Regions from separate parts of the Homo sapiens genome. Here region 2 is linked to region 1. Evidence: chromatin loops called from intact Hi-C (ENCODE). Cell type or tissue: MCF 10A. All regions are shown on one strand. Links, peaks and the distances in the headings refer to the core of each region. The heading gives the core; the rest is flanking DNA. Region 1 overlaps CNKSR3 (CNKSR family member 3). Region 2 overlaps IPCEF1 (interaction protein for cytohesin exchange factors 1).

Region 1 (2,918 bases), core at 329-2,828:
AGGACTTAAGTTTCTGGGCAGCTTATTTCCTTTTTCATTCTCTGCTCTTGTAAGTAAAGGTAACTTCTGAGTAGCTCAAACATATGTTGGAACTATGGATCTTTAGACCTGAAAGAAGCACGGCAGCTTTCCAATCCAGTTTTCAGACATTATGTTTCATCATGGTCCCCGTTCTTCAAATTAAATTTAACCACAAACCTCGAAGGATGACTGATAAAATCAGAGCTGCAATTAGTAGTGTGCGTGGGTGTCAGTTCTAATGGAAGCCTGCTAATCCACTGATGGGAAGCCTGAGAACCAGAACTAAGTGAGTTAGCCAGTGTTACTGGGGCAGGACAGGGAGTACAGCCAGGAGGAGAAATTGGGCTCATTTAGGTAGAAATCAGATTAGTGGCAGCTGGGGACGGGGCTGTAGGGAGGGAGTAGGCAGCAAAGGGGCCCGAGGGAACTTTTTTTGGGGGTGATAGGAATGTTTCTATCATGATTGTAGTGTGGTTGAATGACTGCCTGTTTGTCCAAGCTCACTGAGTTGTACCCTGGAAATTGGTGACTTTTAATGTCTATAAATTATGCCTCAAGAGAACTGACAAAAAGAAAATAATAAAGTGGCTCAAAAGTTGTAAGGAACCTCCTAAAACATTCAGGTCTTTCATTAGGGGAGGGGGGAGCATTTTCTATGGTTTTAAATTCAGTGTAACTGTATGAAATGATTCCTTAAAAAATACAACAAAAAAAGAAAAACTCACATTCCCTTAATTCCAGACTAGACTGGTGGAGTCTATTTTTCTGGTCGGCAGAGGTCATCATCACTCTGTACTCATCGCTGCTGTCAGTTATACCAAGGGCCTGTAAACCTGGGCCAGGTAGTAAATATTTTAGGCTCTGTGGGAGAGCCATACGTCTCTATCACAGCTATTCAACTCTGCCATTGTAGTACAAAAGCAGCCAGAGGCAATCTGTAAACCAAGGAGTCATGGCCGTGTTCCATTCAGACTTTGTTTGCAGAAACAGGCAGCTGGCAGGATTTGGCCTGGGTGCTGTTTTTGCCAACCTGTGCGTGACATTTTTGTTACTTTTGGAGAAACTCAGCAGAACAGGTGCTTACTGTGTCCTCACCAGTAGGGTGAGTTACAGGATGATGGGACTGCAGGGAGGTTTGGAAGAGGACGGGTCCCAAAGGACTTGAGATGCTGTGTTGAGCTAATGGACTGGGATCTGTAAAGGACAGGATGGTTTTGCTCAGATGGAATGATAGAGGATGAATTAAGAGGAAGAAGGGAGTGAGCATGGCCACCACTTTCTAGGTTATTGCAGAAATCCGGGCAAGACATAAGTTCAGCTGTGACAGTGACCACGAGCAGAAGGGGACATGGTGAAGGGATACTCTGCAGAGACAAATGACAGAACAGAATGCAGAGAACGCCTGTAGCTGGGATTACAGGCCACCACGCCCGGCTGTTTGCATTTTTAGTAGAGACAGGGTTTCACTATGTTGGCCAGGCTGTTCTCGAACTCCTGACCTCAGGTGATCCACCCACCTTGGCCTCCCAAAGTGCTGGAATTACAGGTGTGAGCCCCTGCATCTGGCCCACTGCTGGGTTTCAAACATAGTATTATTGAACAACCTCAAATTGCTATATTTAAATCAACTCTTTATCAACTAGTCCTGAAAATTAAGGCCTACAGACATCAACAAAACGAGCGACAGAAGAAAGGCATTTCCAAGTGATGTAACTGGGTGACTCATCTCACGAAAGGGCACTCGGAGGCCTACCAGTAGACCACCTTTCTGGCTTTTGGCATGCCCTGACATCAGCCTTGCTCCCTCCATTAATCATACTACGCTCACATAGAAGCCAAAACATGTCACGCTTCTGTTTGAAAGCTGTCTTTTTGTTCTTAGCAACATGTCATGTTTGGGGGAAGTTATAATATACTGGCCAGTGGTGTCAGTAAGTCGGGAAGGCTAAGGAGCTTTGATGTCAGGTCTTTACCATTTAATGTTTTTCAAAGTATTGGGAATTCTGAGAATATTGTGGTCAGGTGTAAATGTACCCCCCAAATCCTGTTTCCGTCCCTCTGGTTCAGATAATAATAAGCTGACCTACCCCTGAACCCCGTCTCCTTTGTAATGGAGGTCGATTTCCAGTAGAGAGTATCTTACATATAGTAGTTGCTTCCTAAAGTTTGTTGAATTAAATTGAATTTGTGTGAGTCTGTGATGATTCTCCTCGTGGAAGAGCATAGTCTACCAAAATCCTGTTGGAGCAAATTTTTGCATCACATGTCACTTTTTTTTTTTTTTTTTTTTTTTTTTTTGAGACAGAGTTTCATTCTTGTCACCTAGGCTGGAGTGCAATGGCATGTTCTCAGCTCACTGCAACCTCCATCTCCCAGGTTCAACTGATTCTCCTGCCTCAGCATCCTGAGTAGCTGAGAATACAGGGGCCCACCACCAAGCCCAGCTATTTTTTTTTTTTTTTGTATTTTTAGTAGAGATGGTGTTTCACCATGTTGGCCAGGCTCGTCTCGAACTCCTGACCTCAAGTGATCCACCCTCCTTGGCCTCTCAAAGTGCTGGGATCACAGACGTGAGCCACCGCGCCTGGCACATGTCACTTGTGATTCTTAAAAGTCTTGAGTGAGATGAGAGTCTACAAGCTTTAGCTAAACTGATTTCTGAATTTAATCATTAAAAAAACAAAACAAAACAAAACAAAAACCCAGAAAACAAAAAACAACCTGAAAGCACAAAACCCAACTCAGGTGAGAGTACTCAATGCAAAACATTGGAAGAACCACTCTGGGCTCCTGTATTTGAAGAATTGTAGCTTCTGCCAACTTGAGCTTGCTAAGCTGGAAGCAAAGCCACAGAAGGTGTGGTCTGTGGGACACTTTCCACTAAAGTGGTCATGATG
Region 2 (2,918 bases), core at 163-2,662, 180 kb after region 1:
GTTTCAACATGTCACCATCAAGCATGTGATGTAGGAATAAGGACCTTCTTACTTATTGAAAACAGTGGAGTAAGGACCTTTTTGTTTTGACCATGACAGGAATTTGGAGAGGGGTTGACTTGGCTTGGCAGTTCATCTTTGACCCATGTGACTTTAGCTGGGGTGGCTAGGATCGGAGGATCTCTACTTTCAAGATCACTTTTGCATCCATACGTCTGGAGCCTTGGCGTCTCTTGGATTCCCATTCTCTACTTGGCGTCTCATTCTCCCGGACCTGTCCACAGGGCTCAGCTCTTTGTAGCACAGCAGTGTCAGGAGACCTGGACCTGGTGAATGTCAGTCTGGCTTCTGCTAGAGCACATGTTCCTCTTTCAGATGTAAAATCCCATGAAGTGGTGCCTGTGAGGTCATAGAAATTGCAATTAAACATATCTGTTAAATTAAAAATCAATTTCCAATCTAAACTTTTTTTCTATGCAGGAGTTTAAAAATAATAATTTCAACGTTTGTCATAGCTGAATTTTAGTACTATGGAGTAAAGAAAAAAATAGGTGATTCCTTCTATTTTGTGATAACAAAGTTTTCCTTTTGAGGTTAAATGAAGGTATCTAGGGCAGGAGGGAGAGAGGAAGGTGCACGTGTGCATGGAAGATGAGGAGGTGGGTGCGGTACCCAGTGTAGGTGAGGTACGAGTGGGAAAGTGAGCATGTAAAGATGAGAGTGGGTGGACCACAGGAAGCTGGGCGGACCACAGGAAGCTGGCTGGAAAAAAAAAGTCTGGCTTTACCTAGTTAAAAGCAAGAAAAAAGCAACCCAAAGACAAGCGGAAAATCTCACAGGCAAAGTCTATAAAGGAATGGAAACAAAAAAATAAGCCCACATGTGTTCAGGGAAAGGTGAAGTAAAGTGGCTGGCCAGCTGCAGTCTGCTCTGTAATTTTTGTATTACTTCGCAGTAATTTATACGTAAGATAGTCTAATGAACAACAACAACAACCAATAAAAGAGCCAATGCTTCCTGGAAAAACAAATAGAACATTTTCTTTTTGAAAACTTAGATTTCTGAGTTTATGATTCTAGTGGTTTAAAAAAATGCGCTATTGAAATTGAAAGAATGTCAAATTAGGGAGTTGGACGATTTAATCTTTGGTCTTAAGCTAAATATTGTACTTAGGTGTTCTTCCACTAGGTGTCTCTTTGCATACATGTTATGATTTCAGAGAAAGCAAATCTATTCTTGACGGCATTCGCTTATGTGGATTGTGTCAACAAATATCTCAATTTGGGATGGGGGGTATTTAAGAATGACTTTAATTTAACAGTTCTTCCTAAAGAATAAATAGGTGTGTTTTAGTGACATCTCTCGTTCTTGCTTTAGATGTTTTGGAGACACTAACCCAGATTTTTCAGCAGATGCAAAATTGAGGTCCTTGTGCCTGTGTGGTTTCCAGCATGATATGGTTTAAGCCTTCAATTCATAGCCTGCCCATGTGGGATTCTGACCAGGACGTGAGCCCTTCATAGTTTCTGAATGAAGCCTCACCTAGGATGCGCAATTCCCAAACAAGCTGCATGCAGCTCGTCAGTGTCTCTTTCTGAGAGCTGTATTGCCTGCTGATCAGACCCTTCCAGACCACACAGTGGCAGCTGATCTATGATCCCACGAGTAGCCCTTTGGCAGCCACGTTATCACTGCTAGTCACCGAAGGTCCCTCTGAATTGTCTAAATTTGGTAAATAGCTTACTCATTCTAACTTGTCCTAAAGTTGAGGCAGGGCCAATATAAGTCAACAGATATTTGTTAGGTGCCTACTGCATGTCTTGCCCTGAGTGTCTGTAAGAATTATTAGACTCATTCATTCTCTAAGAATGTAATGAGATCTACTGTTTGCAAAAAGAAAATAAAAGCCTGCTTCTAAGGAGAATTTGAAAAGGCAAAGATTATTCTGAGACAGCACTGCTGATGACCATAGGGCCCTGGACCTGGAGTCTGAAAATCTGAATTCAAATTTGGCTTTAACTTGCTAGCTATGTAAACTAGTTAGTCCACCCACTCTGTATATTCGTTTTTTCACGTGTTAAAGTATAAGTTACTTTACAACCTTGCTGTGAAGACTGAAAACAGTTTGCAACAGTTCTGCCAAATATCATTATAAGAGCCTCCAAGAGAAGTCACTCTATTCTGGGCAAAGCAGCCCTCACCATGATTATATACAGTAGTTTATCTCCTTATGGTCTCTCTTGTCTGATAACCCTTGGGCACGACCTTTGCAAAATTACAAGGCCCCTAAAATGATCTTTTATTTCCTCCTTCCCTCCCTCCTTCCCTTCCTCTTTTCTTTTCTTTTTTTTTCTTTTCTTTTTTCTCTTTCTTCCTCCCTCCCTCCCACCTTTTCTCTTTCTTTCTTTCCTTTTCTCTCTCTCTCTCTTTTTCTCTTTCTTTCTTTTCTTCTGAGATGGAATCTCTCTCTGTTGCCCAGGCTGGAGTGCAGTGGCACAATCTCGGCTCACTGCAACCTCCACCTCCCAGGTTCAAGCGATTCTCCTGCTTCAGCCTCCCGGGTAGCTGGGATTACAGGCACCTGCCACCATGGCCAGCTAAATTTTTTTGGTATTTTTAGTAGAGATGGAATTTCACCATGTTGGTCAGGCTGGTTTCGAACTCCTGACCTCAAGTGATCCACCCGCCTCGGCCTCCCAAAGTGCTAGGATTACAGGCGTGAGTCACTGTGCCCGGCCCCTAAAATGATATTTCTTAAGGAAAAATCTAGCCAGACAAAAGGGGTTTTGGCTCCAACTCTAGAGCAATGGGTGCAAGCGGCTGACAGCTTTTATAATCATTTTTTTTTTCTTGGCTGCCTTCTAGCCAGTGAATGTCCAGTTGCAGAGTCCTCTGCTGTATGGGGTATAGCTGCTCAC

What was found. Peaks named below come from ENCODE experiments on the same cell type or tissue, not always from the same donor. Only the 100,000 strongest peaks of a DNase experiment are listed, where the experiment ranks them.
Region 2: a loop joins it to region 1, with 14 times the contacts of the local background. A loop is called at or near these places in 2 of 110 quality-filtered maps.

Annotation. Positions count from the first base shown.
Region 1 is chr6:154,456,109-154,459,026 of GRCh38, reverse strand. The region is part of intron 1 of CNKSR3 (CNKSR family member 3); the gene reads left to right. Among named protein-coding and RNA genes, the nearest start is that of CNKSR3, 53 kb to the left of the region's middle. In MCF 10A, for the core only: no CTCF peak of the experiment used is centred there; DNase peaks (open chromatin) are centred at 1,006 and 1,776.
Region 2 is chr6:154,275,718-154,278,635 of GRCh38, reverse strand. The region is part of intron 2 of IPCEF1 (interaction protein for cytohesin exchange factors 1); the gene reads left to right. Among named protein-coding and RNA genes, the nearest start is that of IPCEF1, 80 kb to the left of the region's middle. In MCF 10A, for the core only: a CTCF peak has its summit at 1,206; a DNase peak (open chromatin) is centred at 1,195.